Regions from separate parts of the Homo sapiens genome. Here all the other regions are linked to region 3. A link is a loop called in an ENCODE intact Hi-C map of the cell type or tissue named here. Cell type or tissue: Caco-2. All regions are shown on one strand. Region 1 has its middle 45 kb from the start of UBE2E1. Region 2 has its middle 180 kb from the start of UBE2E1. Region 3 has its middle 20 kb from the start of UBE2E2-DT.

Region 1 (8,000 bases), 580 kb after region 3:
ACTGATACATTACTACAAATCCTTGGGCCCCTTTCAAGTTTTGCCAGCAATCCCCACAATGTCATTTTTATAGCAAGTGGATTCAGTTCAAAATCCCGTGTTGCACCCAGCTGCCATGGCTTTTTGGGCTCCTTCAGTCTGGAACAGCTCCTTATTCTTTCTTTAATTTTTATGTCCTTGACTTTTTTTTTTTTTTTTTTTGAGACAGAGTCTCACTCTGTCGCCCAGGCTGGAGTGCAGTGGCACGATCTCAGCTCACTGCAATCTCCCACTTCCAGGAGTTCAAGCGATTCTGCCACCTCAGCTTCCCAAGTAGCTGGACTTACAGGCGTGTGCCACCACACCCAGCTAATTTTTGTAATTTTTTTTTTCTGAGACAGAGTTTCACTCTGTCGCCCAGGCTGGAGTGCAGTGGCACGATCTTGGCTCACTGCAACCTCCACCCTCTTGGTTCAAGCAATTCTCCTTCCTTAGCCTCCTGAGTAGCTGGGACTACAGGCACCTGCCACTGCACCCAGCTAACTTTTTGTATTTTTAGTAGAGATGGGGTTTCACCATCTTGGCCAGGCTGGTCTTGAACTCCTGACCTCGTGATCCACCTGCCTCAGCCGGCCACCCAAAGTGCTGGGATTACAGTAATTTTTTTTTTAGACAGAATCTTGCTCTGTCACCCAGGCTGGAGTGCAATGGTGTGATCTTGGCTCACTGCAACCTCCGCCTCCGGGTTCAAGCCATTCTCCTGCCTCAGACTCCCAAGTAGCTGGGATTACAGGCACCCGCCACCAGGCCTGGCTAATTTTTTTGTATTTTTAGTAGAGATGGGGTTTCGCCCTGTTGGCCAGGCTGGCCTCAAACTCCTGGCCTCAAGTTAACTACCCTCCTCGGCCTCCCAAAGTGCTGGGATTACAGGCGTGAGCCACTGCACCCAGCGTGTCTTCTGACATTTTTAAAGACTATAGGCCAAACATGTAGAATGCCCTCAATTTTGGTTTTCTCTTGTTTAGATTTAGACAGGAATATTGCAGAAGTGAAGCTGGATTCTTCTTATTGTGTGGGGTACAGTTTCCATTCATCCTATTCTGGGGGATGCTCACTTAGACCCCTTGATAAAGTGGTGTCTGTCAGACTCATTGCTACAAAGTGACTCTTTTCCCTTTCATAAGTATTTTGTGGAAATCCTTGAAACTATGTAAATATTTCATTCCCCATCAAACATTTAATTGAATTTTTATTTATATCAGAATGAGCTAGTGGTTTCTTTTTTTTTCTTTTCTTTTCTCTTTTTTTTTTCTTGAGACAGAGTCTTGCTCTGTTGCCCAGGCTGGAGTGCAGTGGCACCATCTCAGCTCACTGTAACTTCTGCCTCCTGGGTTCAAGCAATTCTCCTGCCTCAGCCTCCAGAGTAGCTGGGACTACAGGTGCGCAGCACCACACCCGGCTAATTTTTGTATTTTTAGTGGAGATGGGGTTTCACCATGTTGGCCAGGCTGGTCTCAAACTCCTGATCTCACGTGATCCTCCCGCCTCGGCCTCCCAAAGTCTGGGATTACAGGCTTGAGCCACTGCGCCCGGCCTATGGTTTCTTATTTTATTCATTGTGTTATATATAATCTGTTACTATCGTTACTTGTTTGCTCTGTCTGATATCTCAGCCATCCCACTGATGGAAAAGACTTTTAACCACATTTCTGTCCACAGAAATCTGTGTTTATTAAAAAAAAAATGTGCTGCATTCCTGTACAAGGGATGGTTGTTATCTGAGTATTTGTTACCCAAGTGCCTACAGTTATGACTTGCTTATGAAGCAAAAATTATTATAATATGAAACTATTTGCTAAGGGAATATGACACAGCCTATACACAAATAAAGTCTCTTCCTATTCCACAGCCGTTCTCACCCATCTCATTGACACCTCTGTGGTTTGTAGCACCTCCAAAATTATCATTCAAATTCAATGCAGATTGGTTCACAAAACGAACTTGCAAATCTTGCAAAGTCTCAGGGTTTCATGGAGTTCATGAAAGTAACATAGCAGGACTGCTCAAAGCCTTGAGACCAGATAACAGCTACCCAGGAGAAAATAGACCAGGGGGAGAAGACAATGTAAATGACAAGGGTTCAGAAAACTCCTTTAAAAATTGATAAGGCTGTCAAATACCTTTGTGGGGAAAAAAAATGACCTTCTTTATGAATGTGAAATAAAAGTCAAAAATGAAGTGAAGGATACCATTCAATTTTGTCAGAAAAAAAAGTTTAGATTCTTTGTTCTAATAATTAGCACATAGCCTAAACCATGATCTAAACTTTGTTAGAAGGTGAAGTTATTTTCAAAATTTTTTGTGTCCTCTTTTTTTAAATTAATTAATTTATTTATTTATTTTGAGACAGAGTCTCATTCTGTCACCCAGGCTGGAGTGCAGTGGCGCCATCTCGGCTCACAGCAACCTCTGCCTCCAGGGTTCAAGCGATTCTCCTGCCTCAGACTTCCTAGTAGCTGGGATTACAGGTGCCCGTCACCACGCCCGGCTAATTTTTTTGTATTTTTGGTTGAGACGGGGTTTCACCATGTTGGCTAGGCTGATCTTGAACTCCTGACCTCAGGTGATCCACCCACCTCGGCCTCCCAAAGTGCTGGGATTACAGTTGTGAGCCACCGCACCTGGCCAAGGTGTCCTTTTTTTCAAAATAAAATGCTAATCTATTTTTTTCCCCTCTATTTACTGTAAAGTTTCAGTCCCTTCAGTAAGTAGGTTTAATTTAAATGACTTTATCTTGGTGTCAGTATTCTGCAGGTCAGGACCCCTCCCTTGCATACAGTAGGAAACTTAAAGCTGCTGTGGCAAGAGGGTGGGCCTGTCCCCTTAGATGCTCCTTGCTCGTGTTAGCCATCTCCCAATCCTATGAGCCCCTCTCTCTCTCCTTCGCTTCCTCTGGCCCCATGCTTGCTTTTTACTTTCTGATCTCACTTTCCTCACTTATCAGAAGAGGAAAATATCCCAGTCCAACCAACTTCACAACAAGTCATTCTTATAGTCAAATGAGTTCATGGATAATAATAGTAGTCATGGCTGGGTGTGGTGGCTCACGCCTATAATCCCAGCACTTTGGGAGGCCGAGGTGGGCAGATCACCTGAGGTCAGGAGTTCAAGACCAGCCTGGCCAACATAGCAAAACCCTGTCCTTATTAAAAATACAAAAATTAGCTGGGCATGGTGGTGGGCGCCTGTAATCCCAGATACTAGGGAGGCTGAGGCAGGAGAATCGCTTGAACCCAGGAGGTGGAGGTTTTGGAGAGCTGAGATTGCGCCACTGCACTCCAGCCTGGGCAACAAGAGCAAAACTTTGTCTCAAAAAAAAAAAAAAAAAAAAAAAAGTAGTCACTAACATGTATTGAACCATCATTCTATGTCTGACCATGTGTTGAGAGCTTAACATAGACCACTGCAATTAACTCTCCCCAGACTTGTAAAGGTAAAGGCTGTTATTATCTTGCATTTTACAGAGAAGCAAACAGAGGCTCCAGGATGTTAAGTAATGTACTGAAGTTTTCTTAGTCTTTGGAGGAGTCAAGATTTACTTCAAGCATTTAACTACTAAACTATCCACGCTATAAAAGCGCTATGAGGACAGAATGGTATTCTATAAATATAGGCATCAGCATTATTATATTTCCCTGTGTATGCTCTGAACTCCCAAAGACACTGAATGATAAAGCAGAAATTATTAACAGGTCTTTTTTATGTGTATGACTGGTTGTTTGGACCCCAAAATATTCCACTAGTGGCACCCAGTGGCACCCATAGGCATTGATTAACCCCACTCAGAGTCTCTAGGCCTTGGAAGACCAATTTGACTGTGAGTGGTAAGATAGAAGCAGACTAACTCACCCCAAAGAACATTTTACATGGTCCCCAAGCCCTCCCCCAGCAGCTCTGGCAGAGATGAACCTAGTCACTCTGCCCTCACTATTGCAGGCCAAAGTGGCGGGGGCCAGGCACAATGACCTAAAAGGAAATTTGGTTCTGATAGACTAACAGAGGAGATAGGATATGTGTGGGGTTCTGTGCTTGGCGCTAGAATTTGTGGTTGGCAAATGCAAAGAGGCTGTTAAGTGCCCGCATATAAGATGATGAAGAATACTTCTTCCCTGTAAGTCTATTCTCAGCACTGGCAGGGGCCCCCTGCAGCAGGAAACGTTGGGTTTACAGGGCAGGGTCCCTTCCTCTGCTGCAGATGCCCCTGTTTAATGGCCCTCCCTCTGCTCAGGCTGAGAGGGCCTGACCCTCACGGGACAGAAGTCAGCCACTGCTGAGCTTTGCATTTTCAGGTCTTTCAAATGCATTGTGTTTGTCCCCAGCCAGCTTCTGCAGGGGCCCAGGTTGGTGAGTGGGTGCTAATTTGCCTAACAGGCAAAAGGGGGTTTGTGTATCACCAATGTCTTTTGGGAGGGAAATTACAACCTGCTGAAGGGGGAGCTGGAGGTGATCAAATGTGACTAAATGCGGTAAAACCAGCAACTTCACAACTTCTTGTTGTGAATGCGGTAAAACCACCAACTAAATGCGGTAAAACCGACTAAATGCGGTAAAACCACCAACTTCACCAACTTCTTCTGAGGAGACCAGCTGGGGGAAGGGGGCTGGAGGTAGAATTATACTTGTTGGCACAAACAGTGGGAAACTGGGAGAAAAGAAAGACCCCCAAACCACAGGCCTCCTTCTAATCTGGACCTTGAGTAGGAAGGAAGGATTTTGGGAAGGGTCCCCTTATCCTACAAATGAGGAAGCTGATATCTAAAAAAGCCTCAGGACTACAGCAAGTATGCCCTCATAGTAAACACAGAGCTGCAATCAATCCCAGGCCTCCTGGGCCCCAGGTCTGGACTTTTCCATCCCAGTGCTCCCTCTATGGGTTAACATCACACACCCAAGTTTGAGCAAACATTTAGTTGTAAAATGGCTGATGTGCACGTTCTAATGAATAAGCCACAGTTTAAGCACGTCAGGCAAGAAAACTTGGGGTAAGGCATCTATTTTAGAATGGTTGGGGGTGGATGTGGAGGACATATGTTGGTTTTCCTGCCCACCAGTGCCACCACTTACAGTGTTCAGGTGTCTGTCACACAGCACAATGTTGTCCTGCCAAGGAGTCAATTGAGTCAATATCCACCTTTAGTTCTGCTCACTCAACTATCTGTCCTAGGTGTGGGTTTTCTTCTGCCCAGAGGAAGGCAGGTCAAAGGTGCCATCTGCTCCCCAAGAAGTGGGGGCATAGGTCTGCATCAGCCTGGAGGGGGTGCCTGTTTCCAACTCACAAGGGTCCCACATAGGCTAGCTATGGCATCTTGCATCCATCCCTTCTTCTTTTGAAGCTGAAACACAATTTTCTTTCGTGGAGTCAGGCCCTACCCAATCTCAGTCCTGTGGTTTGATGGAGCAGACCCCACTCTCATCTTCAGGAATGGACCACTGACCCAAGCCTGTAGCCATTTTAAGGATGGGCACCTGACTTAGTGAGAATAACTACAGAATTATTGCTGGAACTGTTGATACCAAGCCAATCCTTTTCTTGGAGTTGCTAATCTCGGGAGAGGTGGAGGGAGCAGAAAAGAAGATAGCATTGCAAGAAGCCTCGGAATCAGTTGAGTCTGACCAGATTCGTCTTCTTATGGTTAGTTATACGAACCAATTCTCTGTTTTACTCAGGCTGGGTTAGGTTGACTCTCCCTGGCAACCAAGAGAATTCTCACCAATACAATGAGAAAGCGGAAGTTTCACCTTAAATGAAAGCTCCTCTAGCATCCTCTAGCAGATTTGTCAAGAGATCGTTCCAAATCTGAACCCATCCTAAAAAGGCATCCCTGTCCCCCCGGGCTTGTTGGAAAGACAGGATTGTGAAGGGCCTGTCCCACAGGCATGTAAATTACGTTGAGGTTTATTTGCCTACACTTGCAATATCTATTCTTTCACTTCTGGTGGTTCTAGAAGATGCTGGAGCACTTATCCCTCAGGTCACTAACAACACTGTCAAGAAAAGACCCACATTTTAAATTCCATTTAGTCCATTTCTGCAGAGCTGGGTAACCAAATGAGACAGCCATGGAAAATATATGACTTCCATTATTATGACGTGGAAAACAGAGCTGTCTAATTGCTTTTGTCCACTGGTGTATAAAGATTGAGACCAGATGTGTTTAAAAAAAAAAAAAGGAAAAGAAAGAAAGAAAAAAAAGGGCTTGAGTTGGCCGTTGCTTTGAACAAAGCAGTCTGATTTCCTCTCTTTCTCTCTCTCTCTCTCTCTGGGAAAGACGACATGAAAGTGTTTTAACTGCTTGTAATTTTTCATAGCCTCGTTGATTTTGCTTTTCACAGAAGATGAAATTGTGAAATTGGCCTTGAAAACTTTATTTTCGCTTTCCTCAATTCAAAGGGACAATTGTGGAAGGAAAGAACTGAGCTGCTTGCCAGACCCAGCGCACTCCTTTTTCTCTGGACAGCTGCTGCTTTGCAGAGGGTCGTGGGAGGAGGTGAGTCCTAACGCAGATCAGACCCTCCTTCCCTCAGCCAGCCGCTGGGGAGTAGAGTCTTCGCATGTAAATCCACAGGAATGGATGAGATGATGATCGGCTTTAAATAGAACCACCCAGGGCCCAGCTTCTGTGTTTCATTTTCCAGAAGAGCCCCTAAATCTGCTTCAACATTTTTTTAACCTCTCCAGTTATTTTTAGCACACGCAGCCAACAGAGCTCAGCAGGCCCGTGGAGGCGCTAACATGTCCCCCAGTTCATCTCCTTCTGCAAAGGTGCATTTGAAGCATGAAAAATAAAAAATAAAAAATACGTGCGGACCCAAAGAGGTGATGATTTAGAAGCCAGGTTACATGGCCCTGCTGCTCTGTATCAAGCGAGTGCTGCCCACTGGAAATACAATTCTTTTAAAGATTATATCATTATTTTCAAAATTAATTTTTGAGGCCGGGCGCGGTGGCTCACGCCTGTAATCCCAGCACTTTGGGGGACCGAGGCGGGCGGATCACGAGGTCAGGAGATGGAGACCATCCTGGCTAACACGGTGAAACCCCGTCTCTACTAAAAACACAAAAATTAGCCGGGCATGGTGGCAGGCGCCTGTAGTCCCAGCTACTGGGGAGGCTGAGGCAGGAGATTGGCATGAACCCGGGAGGCGGAGCTTGCAGTGAGCCGAGATCGCGCACTGCACTCCAGCCTGGGCGACAGAGCGAGACTCCATCAAAATAATAATAATAATAATAATAATTATTATTATTATTATTATTATTATTGTCTGAAGACTAATAAGAGTATGCATGGTAGATTGGGAAAAGAGGAGGCTCCCACAGCAGCAATTTCCTGAGGGTCGCAGTAACCATGGATCACGGTGTTGAGCCAAACCTGGGAAATGGGAAGGAACGGAAGCAGGATTCCTCCAGAAAACCTCATAGGGCTTCTGCAGCCCCGCTCCCAGTGGCCAGCAGAGTCACTTTCTCATTTACTGGAGAAGTTGGTAATTTACTGCTCCCTATGCAGGGGTTTCCCTCCCATTCCAGGGTCTGAAGCTATGTAGTTGCATCTCAGAATATTTACAGGGATCTCATAGTTCCACAGGGGTCTTTGCTATTCTCTGCTAGAGCCCCCCATAGTTCATCTCTAATTGGGGCAAAATAAATACTTTTAATTAATTTCCCTCACATTTTTATAGGCAACAAATCCTCAGTGATACCATAGAGAAGAAAAGATTGTGCAAAAGAATGTAAGATGCTAAATGCTTCTGCTGGAATGGGTAAGTTTCCCCAGCACTTACTCCACACATCCATTTCCCTGTACTTATGTGTATTATCATTCCAAATCAGGGCTCCACAAAATCCAGGCCTCCCTTTTCTCCCAGTGCCCTTGGCTTTCAATTAATTCTGACATGATTTCCATAGGGAGTGATTAATGTGTAGCATGAATGGGAACAGCCATTACAGAGCAATTGCAGTGGAG
Region 2 (8,000 bases), 440 kb after region 3:
TTTTGCTATAACCTCCCATCACAGAAGGGGCAAGGGATCTCTCTGGGGTATCCTTTATAAGGGCACTAGTCTCTTTCATGAGGGCTCTGCCTTCATGACCTAATCACCTCTCAAAGGTCTCACCTAATATTATCACCTTGGGGTTCATATTTCAACATGTGACTTTTGGGGCAAAATAAACATTCAGTACATGGTAAGTAACAAATGCTTATTATTTTAAGCTGTTAAGTTTTGGAGTTATTTGTTATGCAGCAACAGATAACTAATACACAACCATTTATGGAAAACCAGTACCACATGCTATAAATAGAAAATACCCTGAAAATAAATAAGATAAAACCTAAACAATGTCATTGAATTTTGGCTAGATACTCTTAATTACCAAGACTCTGAACCCAGACCAGCCCTCTCTTAAAAACAAAGATGGTTATGTGTTTAAAACAGTGGACAACTGCTCAGCAATGAAAAGACACAAACTACTGATATATGCAACAATGTGGGTGAATCTCAAAAATGAACTGAAGGAAACCAAACTCAAAAAGACCACATATTTTAGGATTCAATTTACATGAAAATTGAGGGCAAATTCATACAGATAGAAAGTAGATCCGTGGTTGCCTGGGGATACAGTAGAACTCTAGATTGACTATATGTGTGTACAAGAGAAATTGAGAACACTTTTTGGGATAATTGAAGTATTCTAAAACTGGATTGTAGTGATGGTCGTGCAACTGTATATATTTACTAAAACTCAGCAAATTATATATTTAAATTGGGTAAATATTATGGCATGTAAATTATACCTCAATAAAGTTGTCAAAAATTTAAAAGAGCCAGACATGGTGGCTCATGCCTATAAACCCAGCACTTTGGGAGGCCAAGGCAGGAGGATCACTTGAGCACAAGAGTTCAAGACCAGCCTGGGCTAGACAGGAGTCTCTGTCTCTACAACAAATAAAAATAAATTAGCCAGTCATGGTCCCAGCTACTAGGGAGGCTGAGGTAGAAGGGTCACTTGAGCCCAGGAGGTCAAGTGCAGTAAGCCGTGATTGCTCCACTGAACTCCAGCCTGGGCGACAGGGCAAGACCCTGTCAAAAAAAAAAAAAAAAAATAGAAAGTAAAATATTTTTTTAAATGACATTTATTTTGACTACATGAGTCTAAGCTAACACATGCCTAAAATCAACATCTCATATACCGCCAGTGACAGGTTTATTAGGCTTTGGGAATCACTGGCCCAGAGTGTCCACTCCTGCTGGCATGCTCTGTGTCTGAGCCAGACCTCAAAGCCAGAAGACAAGGAGGTTTGTGGTGATGTAAGACTTCTAGAGCCAGGCATTGACTGCCATTGTGTTTCCGACAGATAGGCCCCAGAAAATACCCTATGTCCAGCTCTGCTGAGGACTCTATTGGCAAATAGCCTTCCTTCTTGGCAGTTTCTCAAAAAGCCCTTTTGAAGTCAGAGTAGATGCTATGTTAAGTCTGTGGACTATTTTGAACAACAGACTTCTCCTCAGCAAAAAAAAAAAAATTCACTTTAGTGCTTGTGATAGATTTTATTAATGTCCCAAATTTATCACCCCTCCCTGTGCCCATGCTGTTTGCCATGTGACTTTGTAGTTCTTTTCACTAAAGAAGTGAGTCTATTTCCCTGCTCTTTGACTTTAGGCTGGGTCACATGACTTGTTTTAGCCAGTGGAATGTAAGCAAGACATGGCAAAGGCTTCAAAAGCATGAATGGAGTTGGGTTTGCCCTCATGTTCTTGGTGGACCAACAAGATGTGCTGAGGGAGTGAATGTGTGGGTGGAAACTAACAATGAGTCTCAGGTTTCAGGATTGAGCATCTAGGTGGTTAGTGATGTCACTTACTCAGATGGGCAGGACTTGGGGAGCAGTGAGATTTGTGTGTGGAGACATGACAGGGTTAAGGGAGAGTCCAGATTATGGTTGGAACAGAGAACCATCAAAATGTGAGATTTTACCCCTATTTGCAAATTAGTCCGCCATAGTTTTTTGTGTGCTGACAGAAGGCATGAAATCCTGAGTGAGAGACAAAGGTCAGTTTATTACTTCCAGGAATAACAGTAGCCAGGATAGCTGCATTTGTCCTCAGGACCATTTTGCACCTTAGAGGAAGCAAGTTCACTGACTTCTCTCTAAGTCCAGAGATGTCATCCACGGGTAGCTTCCTGCTTTTCTGTCGGTTCACTTCCACAACACAAATCAGATCACATCTCACCCCAGTTTTTGCCTCTCCCAGGTAAGTCCTCTAGCTTTCTCTTTTTTCCAGTACACACCAAGGGAAGTCCCCTCTTCTCAGAGTTCTTTCCCTATCACTTTCTGAGAAATGCCATTCTTGACCAATCTACCACAGTTCCAGCTTTTCTCCTTTGTGGCACCTGCTGCATGTTCTAATTTGTTTGTTATTTACTCAGTTGCTTATTATCTTTCCCTCACCTTAGTCTGTTTTCTGAGGCTATAACACAATACCATAAACTGAGTAATTTATAAAGAAAATAAATGTATTTATCACAGTTCTAGAGGCTGGGAAGTCCAAGAGCATGGTGCCAGCATCTGGTGAGGACCTTCTTGTTGTGTCATAACATGGTGGAGGGCATCACATGACAAGAAGACAAGAGCATGCATGCCAGCTCAGACCTCTTCTCCTCTTCTTATAAAGCCATCAGTTTTGTCCTGGGGTCTCCACCCTGGTGAACTTATCTTATCCTAATAAGTTCCCCTAGGCCCCACCTCCAATTAAAATATGGATTTGGGGATTAAGTTTCAAACACATGAAATTTAGGGGACACATGCAAACCATAGCATTCCACCCCTGGCTTCCAAAATTTATGTCCTTCTCACACACAAAATACGTTAACTCCATCCCAATAGCCCCAAAGTTTTAACTTGTTCCAGCACCAACTCAAAAGTTCAAAGTCTGGTGTCTCATGTGAAGCATATATGGGTGAGACTTAAAGCATAATTCTTCTTGAGATAAAGTCCCCTCTAGCTGTGGACATGTAAAAGTAAACAAGTTATCTACTTTCAGAATACAATGGTGAGACAGGCATAAGATAGACATTTCTATTCCAAAATGGGGAAAGAGGCAAGAAAAGGGGGTAACCGATCCCAAGGAAGCCCAAAACACAGAAGGGAAAACAACATTAAGTCTTAAAGCTGGAGAATATTCTCTCTTGATTCCATGTCCTGCATTCTGGGCACACTGGTGTGGGGGTTGAGTCCCCAAAGCCTTGGGCAACAGCGCTACTCTCACAGCATACCTGGGCTCTGCTCACACTTCAGTCCTTGAGGGTTGGAGTTGGGTGCCTGTGGCTTTCTCAGGCTGGAACTGCACACTGTTGGTTCTACGGATCTGGTCTTGGCAGCGGTCCTGCTCCCATGGCTCCATTAGGTATTACCCCAGTGGGACTCTGTGGTGACCGTGCTTCCACTACTCCACTAGGCATTGCCCTAGTGGGGACTCTCTGTAGCATCTCCGACCTCACAGTTCTGCTTGGCATTGCCTAAGTAGGGATTCTGTGGTGGTCCTGCCCTGTAACAAGTCTGCCTGGGCAGCCATGCTGTTCATGACATCCTTTGAAATCTACACAGAGGAAGCTATGCCCCACAGCTCTTGCATTCTGTGTGTCTGCAGAATTAGCACCCTGTGGATATTACCAAAGTTTCTGGCTTGTACCTTCTGGAATTATGGGTCTAGTCACACCTGGACCTGCTTGAGCCATGGCTGGGGTGGTCAAGGAACACCAGAATGCGCTCACACTTCAGTCCTTGAGGGTTGGAGTTGGGTGCCTGTGGTTTTCTCAGGCTGGAACTGCATGCTGTTGGTTCTACGGATCTGAAGCACAGATCTGAGGCAGCCCTAGGCAGGAAGCCCATGGAGGTTACCCAGGTCAGTCCCCTGAAACCATTCTCATCTCCTAGAGCTCTGGGCCTGTGATGGGAGGAGCAGCCTCAAAGGTCTCTGAAATGCCTTTGGAGTCATTCTTTTCCTATCTTGATGAATAGCCTCTGGCTCCTTTGTATTTGCACATGAAGAGTACTTCATGTGGCCAGGCTACACATTTTCCAAATTTTTTTCCTTCTGTTTCCTCTCATATCTTACAATAAGTATTAAAAGTAGCCATGCAGTAGCCTGAGTGCTTTGCTGCTTAGATGTTTCTCCTACCAGGTAACCTAGTTCATTGTTCTTAAGTTCCATCTTCTCTAAGGCCCTTGGGTATGGACATAGTTCAGCCAGCTTCTTTGCCACAATGTCATAAGGATGACCCTTACTCCAGTTCCAATATCTTATTCCTCCATTCTGCCTGAGACTTCATCAGAGTGGCCTTTACTGCCCATATTTCCACCAATGTTCTAGTCACACCACTTCACTCTAAGAAGTTGCAGACTTTCCCTAGTCTTCTTTTCTTTTGAACCCTCACCAGAATCACCCTTAATGTTCCATTTATGGCAATACAACATTTTTCCAGCATTTACTTCAAAATTGTTCCAGCTTCTTCCCAGTTCCTAAGTTGCTTCTACATTTTCAAATATTAATTATTACCAAGAGTCCCACTTCTCCATGCCAGTTTTCTGTCTTAGTCTGTTTTATGTTGCTATAACCATACATGAGACTGGGTAATATAGAAAGGAAGAAATTTATTTCTCACAGTTTCAGAGACTGGGAAGTCTGAGAGTATTTGGCGAGGGCCTTTGTGCTGCATGATTACATGGCGGAGGGGATCATGTGGCAGGAGTGCAAGCGTGTGTGCATCAGCTCACTCAGCTCTCTTCTCCTCTTCTTATGAAGTCACCAATTCCATCACAGCGTTTCCACACTGATGACCTTATCCAAACATAATTAGCTCCCAAAAGCCCCATCTCCAGTCAACATGTGGATTTGGGGATTGAGTTTCCAACACACAAAATTTAGGGGACATATCAAATCATAGCAACCCCACTGGAAGACGGTTCCCTGAAGATGGAGAACTCTGTGTGGTTCATTCAAATCTTAATCCAGCACCTGGCATGTGGAAGTTTCTAAATAAATATTTGTGGAATCCAAAATTATATTTTCCAAAGAGCAGCTTGTGTTTTAAAGGCCTATACTAGCTGGCATTTTGGTAGGATAAATTCTACCAATTACAAATTTCTTGGGAAAGATACATTTTAATAATTTCCTGTGATCTTACTATTTTTAAGGGCTTATTCAAGAAAGCATTTTATACAGGTCAGATGGCTTTTTGATGGTTTTCTTGGTTTCTTACACAAAATGATAAATGCTCTAATGAAGCTTTAAAAGCTACAAAATTAAATACAGGGGTTTTTTCCAGGAGCTGTTGCAATACACAGTTGTCTTTAAATTTCCTCAGCCCTCTGAGCAAACAGCTATATGGTAAAGGCTTTATTAGTGTCATTAGTGTTAGGAAAATCATTTGGGGTTTGAGTGTTCATAAAAACATTTCATTTTTAAACAATACTGAATATTCCCCAAATTACACACATTCTGGCAGAGCTCTTGCACACTGCAGACAAGAATGAATACACGAAATGTTGAATTATGACACAAAATACTCTTTTGGAGGCAATTTCTTTTAGTGTGTGATGTGCTCTCAGAAGTAATTCTTACATGTGTTGACCTGTTTCTTCAATGCCTCGTGTGACAGTTAAGATGCTCAAGAAAGGATGCTCCAATTAACTTCATCAGATGTGAGGATATGAGTCTGTGGAGGCTACTGTGAAAGCTTTTGTTTTTCTGATAAAAGAGTTGGATGTAATGGGTACAGCTTGTTTTTTTTGGTTGTTTGTTTGTTTTTTTGGTTTTGGTTTTTGGTTTTGGTTTTTTTTGTTTTTTGTTTTTTTGAGACAGAGTCTAGCTCTGTTGCCTAAGTTGGAGTACAGTGGTATGATCTCGGCTCACTGGAACCTCCACCTCCTAGGTTCAAGCAATTCTCCTGCCTTAGCCTCCTGAGTAGCTGGGATTACAGGTGCCTGCCACCATGCCTGGCTGATTTTTGTGTTTTTAGTAGAGACGAGTTTTCACCATGTTGGCCAGGCTTGTCTCAAACTCTTGACTTCAAGTGATCTACCCACCTCAGCCTCCCAAAGTGCCAGGATTACAGGTGTGAGCCAGCATGCCCAGCTCGGGTACAGTTTTTTTTTTCTTCGTTCCTTCTTCTGCTTTTGAAGATGGGTGTAATGGTACAAACTCTGGTGGCCTTTTTGCAACCATGGGAGAAAGCCCAGAGAAATCTCAGCGTTACCAATGGTGTCAGTTTAAGTTCTTCAGGAAGCAAATGCCTAGATAGGAGTAAATGGGCAAAGATCTGATTAGGGGATATGCCTGTATAAGGGAAAATAGGGAGGGGGCCAAATAAGACTAGGAGAGCCACCAGATTTTGATGATGTCTTACTCTATCCAACTGAAGAAGAGAGGGAGAGAAGATTGGGTGAAGGCATCTTAGACTGCTGTATAGTCTAAGGCAAGTTCAGCAAAGCCATCCAGGAGTCTTCAAGCCAAACGTGACTGTCAGAGGAGTCCCAGGTCTTCCAGGAGTGGATTGGCCTTGGTATCCCTGCCGCATAAACCACTGGTTGGGAGCCACCCATGGAATGCATGGCTTTTGCACAAACATTGCAATAGATTTTAAAGCGCAATGGCTGACGCCCTTGGTCAGTTATGCTCCCTGTAGCTGGAAGTCTGTGAGGCCACAACACCATTACTGAACCACAGCCAAAAACCAACTTCCTCTGGACTACTTGCTATCAGAGAAAAATAAGCTCCTAATTGTCTGTACCCTTGTCCCATTTTCTATAACTTGCTGCTGAACGCATTCCTACCAGAAACACCCTTCACCCTGGGTAAGCCTAGCCTCCCACCAATTCAGGCTTCTCTTTTTCTTATCCTCTCTCTTGTCTCTGTTCTTCACTTTCCCCCTCCAATTTCTCATGCAGAGCAGAGTAATTCTGTCTCTTTGATACTTGAACTCCTGCCAACACTCAGCTCTCAAGGTCCCACCTTCAACCCCAAGTTGAAGTGGCTTATCAAGTTGTTTTTCCAAAACAAACACTATTCTCTCCTTAAGAGGAATTCTGGTGCCAGGTGGTAAGATAAAAATTTCAGGGCCAGACACAGTGACTCATGCCTGTAATCCCAGCACTTTGGAAGACTGACTCAAGAGGATTGTTTGAGGCCAGGAATCCAAGACCCCATCTCTACAAAAAAATAAAATAAAAGAATTAGCCAGGCATGGTGGTGCACACCTGTGTTCCCAGCTACTTGGGAGACTGACGCAGGAGAATAACCTGAGCCCAGGAGGTCAAGGCTGCAGTAACCTGTCTTGGCCCACTGTACTCCAGCCTAAGTGATAGAGTAAGACCCTGTACTAAAAATAAGAGCCAATGATAGGGAAAGAAAGAAAGAAGAAAGAACGGAAGAGAAAGAAAGAGGAAGAAAGAAAGAAAGAAAGAAAGAAAGAAAGAAAGAAAGAAAGAAAGAAAGAAAGAAAGAAAGAAAGAAAGAAAAGAAAAGAAAAGAAAGGAAGGAAGAAAGAAAAGGAAGGAAGGGAAAGAAAGAAAGAAAGAGAGAGAGAGAGAGGGAGGGAAAGAAAGAGAGAGAGAGAAAAGAAAGAGAGAAAGAAGAAAGAAAGAAAAAAAGAAGAAAGAGAAAGAAAGACAGAAAGAAAGGAAGGAAGGAAGGAAGAAAGGGAAGGAAGGGAAAGAAAGAAAGAAAGAAAAGAAAGAAGAAGAAAGAGAAAGAAAGAAAAAGAAGTGGAAGGAAGGAAAGAAGGAGGGAGGAAGGGAAGGGAGGGAGGGAGGGAGGAAGGGAAGGAGGGAAGGAGAGGAAGGGAGGGGTAGGGAGGAGAGGGGAGGAGAGGAGAAAGGAAGCTGGGCGTGGTGGCTCATGCCTGTAATCCCAGCACTTTGGAAGGCGGAGGAGGGCGGATCACCTGAGGTCGGCAGTTCGAGACCAGCCTGGCCAACATCGTGAAACCCCGT
Region 3 (8,000 bases):
GTCAGGTTGGTCTCGAACTCCCAATCTCTGGTGATCCACCTACCTCGGCCTCCCAAAGTGCTGGAATTACAGGTGTGAGCCACCACACCCGACTGAGTCAGCTCTTCTTGCCATGAAGTATCCATGAAGGCAACACACATGGGTGGGATTCAGGGGCCAAGCCAACAAGACATAAATCACTATGATTATCTGCCTTTTGAAACATAAGAAAGACATTGATTGGAGTCTAGGGATAAATTCATTCAAATCCTGCCTCTCCCACTTACTATGTGAATAGTGGCAAGTTACCTAATCTCTCTGTACCTTGGATTCATTATCTCTAAAATGGGGATAGCATTATCTCTTTGAGTTAATCTGAGAACTAAATAGGTTTAATATATATAAAATGCTTAAAACAGTGTTTTGCTCTTAGATTGCTAACCACTATTATATTTAGAGCCAGGGATGTCACCTGTGTGGTAACTTAAAATCAATAACAGGAGGGCTAGGTACATACAGACCACAAATTGTGGCTTTCAAAAAGACCCAGTGTCCTTATTTTAAGGACTCTGAGATCAAGACTAGAGTAGAAAATAGTTCTCCATTTCACATTACAGGAGTGGTTACATGAATTTTGTCAGGTGGAGTGGAGAGGGTCAGAGTATCCAGAAATTTTAGTAAAAAAAACGGTTCAAACCACTACCACTCTTCTAATTAATTCCATAGTTTATGGGAGTTCAAAGCCCCCCTTACCCCTCAATAATACTTTTGGCTACTTTATGTGACTACTTCAGATTCCAGCCTCTTGCTTTTGAGAGAGACCCCATATACCAAGTCATATTCACCTAGGCGAGAAGTGCAGCCTTTTCTTCAATTTACACTCACTTCTACAGAGATTCATGAACTTAATGGGCTTTGCCAGCAATTTGGGGGAAAGATGAAAAAGAGGTTTGACTTAAATCCGTGAAAACCACCTCTTGTGTTCATGTAGATGCAGCCATCCTTGAACTATCATTCGACTCAGAGCTGTCCGATAGAACTCTATGATGATGGAGATGTTCTGCACTGCTTAGTACAGTTGCCACTAGCCACATGTGGCTTTTGAGCACTTTAAATGTGGCCAATGTGACTGAGAAATTAAATGTTAACTTTATTTAATTTTAACATATTTAAATCTAAATAGCCATTCATGGCTCGTGGCTACCTTATTTATAGCACAGCTCTAGTCCCTTCCCTGTAGCCTCATGGGCTTTTTACCCCATAGAGACCCAGTTCTCTCCATCTTTCTCACTCTAATCATCTTTTCAGATGTTCCCTTTTTTTATGCCAGGCAGTTTATCCTTCTACAAGCATGCCTTTAGCACCTGATGACAGCCACGTCTTTGGATCTCTACTTACCATGTGATTCTTAGGCATTACTTAAATTATTTGTGCCTCAGACTCATTGCCTCTTAACTGGGTATAATAGTAACTCTCAATAAGTTAATCTGAGAATTAAATAAGTTAATACATGTAAAGTAGAATACATAACCCAATGGGCTTAGCACAGGCCATGCCAAAGAAAGACATTTTTGTACCTAGAGGGAATTTTAATGAAAGATGTTAACAAATAAAATTTTCACCTTGTTGATAATACTTTTAGGCTGCACTGTCCAATGCAGTAGCCACTGGCCACATGCGGATATTTAAATTTAAATTTTAATTAAAGTTTGTTCCTCAGTGGCACTAGTCTCATTTCAAGTGCTCAATAGCCGCATGTGTCTAGTGACAATTATATTGCACATGGTAGTCATAGGAAAGTTCTACTGGGCCGTGGCAGAATATTACTACTATCTTCTTGAACTCAAGTACAAAGAATTGCCACAGTAGGCCAAAAAACAATTAGATTAGGGAATACCAATCAACAGCAGGTTTGGCCCCTTATCAATCTCACTTTCTCATTCTGCATTCTATATCCTTACCTTCCACTTTTCCCTTTTACTACTTCCTCCCCCATCTTCACAATACTAATGAAATGTATTAATAAATACCAATAAAATATTACAGACTTAATTTTAAATGATATAAAGAATATTTTCCTTGGAAGTTATTTTCTTCTAAGGCTTCATAGCAGAGGAGATTATGTCTTTCTTTTTATTAATACTACATCATATCTGGCAAAACAGGCATAATCCTATTCACTTTCTGCAGCCATAGAACAGCTAGGAACAAAAGATAACTTAATGAAGGTTTTTAATTGACTCCTATTTGCTCATAGGTTGATAGAGCTTGATGTGAGTTAGTGAAGGGAAGATAGTTCAGATCCACTGTGTGTGTGTTCACATCTATGTGTATTTTTTTTATCATTAACTGTGGTCAACAGGAACTCGTCTGGGTAGTTAACGAAAGTTCTCTGATTGAGATGCTATTCTTTTGGGCATTTGCTCCAAAGAAAAATGTTATCATTAGTATATGATGGAAACTTTCTTCCAATGCCTAGAAGCTTATCCTGAGAGCACACAGCATTACTGTGGATATTTATCTGAGTATTGGCTGCCAGAATGCTCTTTTTTTTTTCTTTTTTGAGACTGAGTCTTGCTCTTTTGCCCAGGCTGGAGTACAATGGCACAATCTCAGCTCTCTGCAACCTCCGTCTCCCGGGTTCAAGTGATTCCCCTGCCTCAGCCTCCCGAGTAGCTGGGACTACAGGCACCTGCCACTATGCCTGGCTAATTTTTAGTAAAGACGAGGTTTCACTATTTGGTAAGGTCAGTCTTGGACTTCTGACCTCAAGTGATCTGCCCACCTCAGCCTCCCAAAGTGCTGGGATTACAGGTGTGAGCCACCGCACCTGGCCCAGAATACTCTTGTTTCAATCTTAGTGAGAGCACAAATAAAGAGAAGTGTGCTTGGTAGAGAAAAGGTTAAAATGGTCCTTCATTCTGAAGAGTGTTTAGTTAGTGCTTATTTTCTATAGGGGAAAATAAAAACAAGTAAGTACAATATTTTAAAATACTGTTAAAATAAAGATAATAAAGATTTACCCAGCCGGGCATGGTGGCTTACGCCTGTAATCCCAGCACTTTGGGAGGCTGAAGCAGGCGGATTGCCTGAGGTGGGGAGTTCAAGATCAACCTGACCAACATGTAGAAACCCCATCTCTACTAAAAATACAAAATTAGCCAGAGGTGGTGGTACATGCCTGTAATCCCAGCTACTTGGGAGGCTGAGGCAGGAGAATCGCTTGAACCTGGGAGGCAGAGGTTGTGGTGAGCTGAGATGGCACCATTGCACTGCAGCCTGGGCAACAAGAGCGAAACTCTGTCACACACACACACACACACACACACACACACACACACAAAATTTACCCAACACTTTTTCAAAATACATAATTTTCACTTCAAGTAGGTTTCTGAAATGCAGCAGTTTAAGAATCCATGCATAAATAAAATAAAAATAACTCACTATCTTTGAAAATATAATTTAGCCATGTATTTTGGGTGATTTATGTGCAAATGGAAAGGGGGAGTGGTCTAGATTCAAACTCAGGTGGTTTGAGTCAGACTCTGTCAATCCTTATAAGCTGTGTGACCTTGGGCAAGCCACTTCACTTCTTTGAGCCTTTGTTTCCTAGAACTCAGAGTTTAGGTTTCTGGGTTCTCTCTTCAGGTTGGAGAATATTATAGATCTGTTTCCCCAGAAAAGAGACTCTAAGAAATTTCCTAACACGAGTTTTATGGAAGAGTGCCTCTGAGAACAACATATGTGGGGGTGTTAAAAAAAAAAAAGGCAAAATTGGGCAGAGAGAAAAAATGGGTTGCAATGAATTGCAACAGAGTTCTCAGCTGATACTACAGGGAGCTCTTGAGTTAGGATAGCTCTTCAAAGCCATTCTAAATAAAAACACAGAGGCCTGGACCTGAACTCCCACATTGGCCAGCCATGCCATAAGGGCTGTCCTTTGGCTAATGGCAATTGATACAAAAGAGTGTGAGTTGCCAGGGCTCCCAGCAGCTGGGAGAATGAGTGCCTAGATTCTGAATGAGTGATCTGAGCAGCATATGCTATAAAGAGGAAAGCCATCTCGTTTCCTGCTCTGGAAGCGATATTCATTTTATTCAGATGTGTGGTCTAACTTCCACAACCCAGCAAGACAATTGTGAGGGTCCACAGTGAACCACCTGTTTTAGGAGGGGTTCCTAGACATAGACCCTGAGATGAGGATTCATACTAAAGCAATTTATTAGGAAATGTCCCAAAACAAACCAACAGGGGAAGTGAGATCAGGAAAGGAAGAAGGCCAAGCAAGCAAAAAGCAAAGTCCTACAGAAGGTAACATAGGCTCAGTTCTACAGGAGACCTTTGGAGAGGGCATGTGTACTTCCTCAGAGTTGTCCCCACCAGGGAGCAAGGTATTCTGCCCATTTATTACCCCCTACCCTACTCTGCACTCATCAGTCATTGGTTAGGGACTGCCTCTGAGAAAACTTAACTTTCCAGGCACTTTCAACTCCCCAAGTGTAGACAAATTAGATTCCAACCGCTTGGGGGCAACCCTTCAACAAAGACACAGATGCTACCTTTCCTGGGAGTGAAACCATACAGGGAACCCATGTGCCTTAAAGTGGTAAAGGGACTGGGAAGGCTATGGATGGAGAATTCAAAACACGGAGTAGAGGTTCATCAGTTTTTAATAAACCCACGTGTCTTATTGCCCAGGTGGGCACTGAGCCCAATTATTCCAGTTCTCTGTCCTGTCTATGCTCAACTTGAGAAGAAAGAAATCGAATGTACTAATCCTTCTTTTTTTTCTTTAGCATGATAACACATTCTCCTGTAAGTAAATGCATACCAAAAAACACACACACATTTATACTTCTCTCGAGGACAAGGAATAATTTTTCGGTCAGGGCAATCCTAATCTAGATTAACAAAATACAACATCATCATAACTAGAACTAATCGTGGATTCACCCAACATTTTTCAAAATACATAAACTTCAAGTAAGTTTTTGAAACACAGCACTTTTTAAATCAATGCATGAAGTTGTTATTAGAGAATATATCTTAAATCACATGTGCCTATTTGCAGAATGCTAGGGAAGTTTCCTTTTAGTGCATCCTGGAAGAGTGTATTAGTGATCTCCTCAATGCAATAACTTTCTGAATTGCTTTTGAAAGTGATTTGAAAGAGCTTTTAACAATGTTCTTCAATACAAGTATTTGTGAGGTCATACCCCCACTAAAAATTACAATATCTGTGTTAAATTTCCTTACCTCCTTTAAAAATTAGTGATTTCATTAGATGACATCTATCAGCATTGAAGACTCATATTAAGGAGGTTCATTTCAACTAATATCTCATTCCCAAATAGTACTTCACTGTTCAAAATTAAAAACTCAAGAGAGAACCCCGTAATAAGACAAAGACTGTAAGGACTTAGTTATTTGGCAACTCCCTCTTTTATGGAGAACAATTTTGGGGAACAACACCTGCTTTACAATGACAAACAAAATGAAAGGAAGCCAACATTAACCACACTTAAGTGACGGTGTTTATTTGCAGGTGGGAAAGGAAGGCTATGAGGTGGGTGCGCAAGCTTTATTAGATTGCTGTAAATAGACTTTCTTTTGCCACCTTAGGGTCTCCTATCAAATCTAATACCAAATGCATCTCTATACAAAGGCTAAGAAAAGGGCTTTATTCTCTTTCACTAAATGACGATTTTGAAGGAATGACTTAGGTATGTTACTAAGCAGTGACTTTGATATCATACCTAAATTTTTACAATCTACATTGTAAGGTATATAGGATTATCTGTAATTTGGGGAGAATCAGATTTTTTGTTCAATTGCCTTAATTTCTATTGTAATATTGGCTTTGTCTCTAAATATCTTATGATTAGGTTTATAAATGACTATGAAGCTCACAAAAACGTCTAGTAACTAAAAAATTGCAGTGGGCTCCAACAATTTGGTCCCTTTATAATTCAAATTTTTTATCTGCTAAAAGAAGAGACACAATATCTTATCACCTATGTTTTATCTGATTTTGATTAGGAATTTGAGCTACGTTTCCTATTCTGTTGAAGACACACCGAAACCAGACAAAGGATCTTAAGGTAAAGAACAGGAAACAGGTATCGATTTCCTTTATCCACCCCAATCCCTTTGTATCTCTTTGTATTATACTATGATGGATTAGGTGGACAGGCCAGCAAATGTTTCACATTTGCTACTGATTTGATGGGCTTTGGAAAAGAGAATTTGAGGCATACACTAGTAAAGAGAAGAATCCTTAAAACCAGGTCTGGGTCTGGGTGATAAGTTGCAAGCCACTACATCAGAAGACCCCAAACCTCCTACCTAATACCTTATTTAGGTCTCTTAGCTCTCTCTTACTAAACACACACACACACACACACACACACACACACACACACACACACCACACAAATATCTTACTGAAATAAATACTGATGTTTTTCTTAATCTAAGATTTCTTTTGGTCACTTCTGTATTTCTTTTCTTGGTGTGAATATGGTCATCAAAATTATGCTTTCTCTTTCTCACCTGTGATCTAGGACAGTATTTCTCTGGATGTAGTCCATGGAGACAGAGTGTACAAACCATGGAGGATAAAATGCAGATCCTAAACCCACTGAATCAGAGTCTAAGGAAGGGAGTCCACGAGTCTGCATTTCAACACAAGAGTCTTGTGCAAATTTAAGTTTCAAAATCACTGCTATAGGTCGTTATATAAAATTTACATGCTAAATTAAATAAACTAAGGTACAGCCCTTCTAAGAGCTATTTGACACCCATAAATAAAAAAATAAAAAAATAAAATAAAAAAAAAAGAGGCTGGGGGTAGTGGCTCACACCTGTAATCCCAGCACTATGGGAGGCCAAGGTGGGAAGATCACCTGAGGTCAGGAGTTCAAGACCAGCCTGGCCAATGTGGTGAAACCCCGTCTCTACTAAAAATACAAAAATTAGCCAGGTGTGGTGGCGGGCACCTGTAATCCCAGCTACTCAGGAGGCTGAGTCCGGAGAATTGCTTGAACCGGGGAGGCAGAGGTTGCAATGAGCCGAAATCATGCCAATGCACTCCAGCCTGTACCACAGAACGAGACTCCATCCCTGACCCCCCACCCCCCAAAAAAGAAAAAAACAAGATTAAGCCATGGAGGTACATCAGCTTCCCTGGCTTCAGGACCAGCCCAGCCTGTCCTTTCTACTCCTTTAAGGGCTTTCCCGTTCTTCTCTTTCTCAGCAGTAAATTGGTTACAGCATAATTAAGCAATCTCTGTCTGAATGTTGCTGGCCCCTCATCCTATCCCACTGCATATTTTTATTTTCTCCTGACATTCTTTCTCACTCCTTTTAGAAGAGTTAAGTCCAACAAATTGAAAAACTAAAGACAAAGTAATTACAGTGGAAATGTAACAATAGAATGGACTGCTCTCAGCCAGATGCCATCGGGGCAACTGTATACCAGGCAGCCTGTCTTCACCATCCTCCATTCCCACCTCCCTCTGTCTCACCCATTCTTCAGCACCTGTTCCCCTCCTTCCAGCCATCTAGTCACCCAAAGGATGTCCCCAGAATGTGAGGTCACCCAAAGTTCCTTCTGGAGCAATGCATCTCAGGAACCACACCTTTTGTTTTTTTCTTTCTTCCCATACAAACATTTCTGTTCTGCCTTTTGGGTGAACAAAACAAATGACAAATAACAACAAACAAAAGCAAACAAAAAAATCACCAGGAAAATCTTCTTTTTTGTATCTCTCATGCATATAGTTTTTCTTGTTTTGTTTTGTCTTGTTTGTTTGTAGAAACTGAGTCGCACTATGTTGCCCAGGCTGGTCTCGAACTCCTGGCCTCAAGTGATCCTTTCACCTTGGTCTCCCAAAGTATTGGGATTACAGGCATGAGCCACTGCACCCAGAACTTTTTCTTTTTAAATCGTTTTCAAAGAATAATTTATATACAGTAACATTTAACTATATTAAGTGTACAGTGCAAAGGCTTTTGAC

What was found. A loop is a pair of places that touch in the nucleus more often than their neighbours do. Peaks named below come from ENCODE experiments on the same cell type or tissue, not always from the same donor. Only the 100,000 strongest peaks of a DNase experiment are listed, where the experiment ranks them.
Region 1: it touches region 3 in a loop (11-fold over the local background); 9 of 110 quality-filtered maps call a loop at or near these places.
Region 2: it touches region 3 in a loop (2.6-fold over the local background); 3 of 110 quality-filtered maps call a loop at or near these places.

The regions. Positions count from the first base shown.
Region 1 is chr3:23,756,721-23,764,720 of GRCh38, forward strand. No RefSeq gene overlaps it. Among named protein-coding and RNA genes, the nearest start is that of UBE2E1, 45 kb to the right of the region's middle. RefSeq lists enhancers at 2,991-3,160, 3,673-4,309, 4,310-4,946, 4,531-4,580, 4,681-4,800 and a silencer at 6,546-6,595. In Caco-2, no CTCF peak of the experiment used is centred here; a DNase peak (open chromatin) is centred at 4,881.
Region 2 is chr3:23,622,688-23,630,687 of GRCh38, forward strand. No RefSeq gene overlaps it. Among named protein-coding and RNA genes, the nearest start is that of UBE2E1, 180 kb to the right of the region's middle. In Caco-2, no CTCF peak of the experiment used is centred here; a DNase peak (open chromatin) is centred at 3,934.
Region 3 is chr3:23,179,404-23,187,403 of GRCh38, forward strand. No RefSeq gene overlaps it. Among named protein-coding and RNA genes, the nearest start is that of UBE2E2-DT, 20 kb to the right of the region's middle. In Caco-2, a CTCF peak has its summit at 4,510; a DNase peak (open chromatin) is centred at 4,518.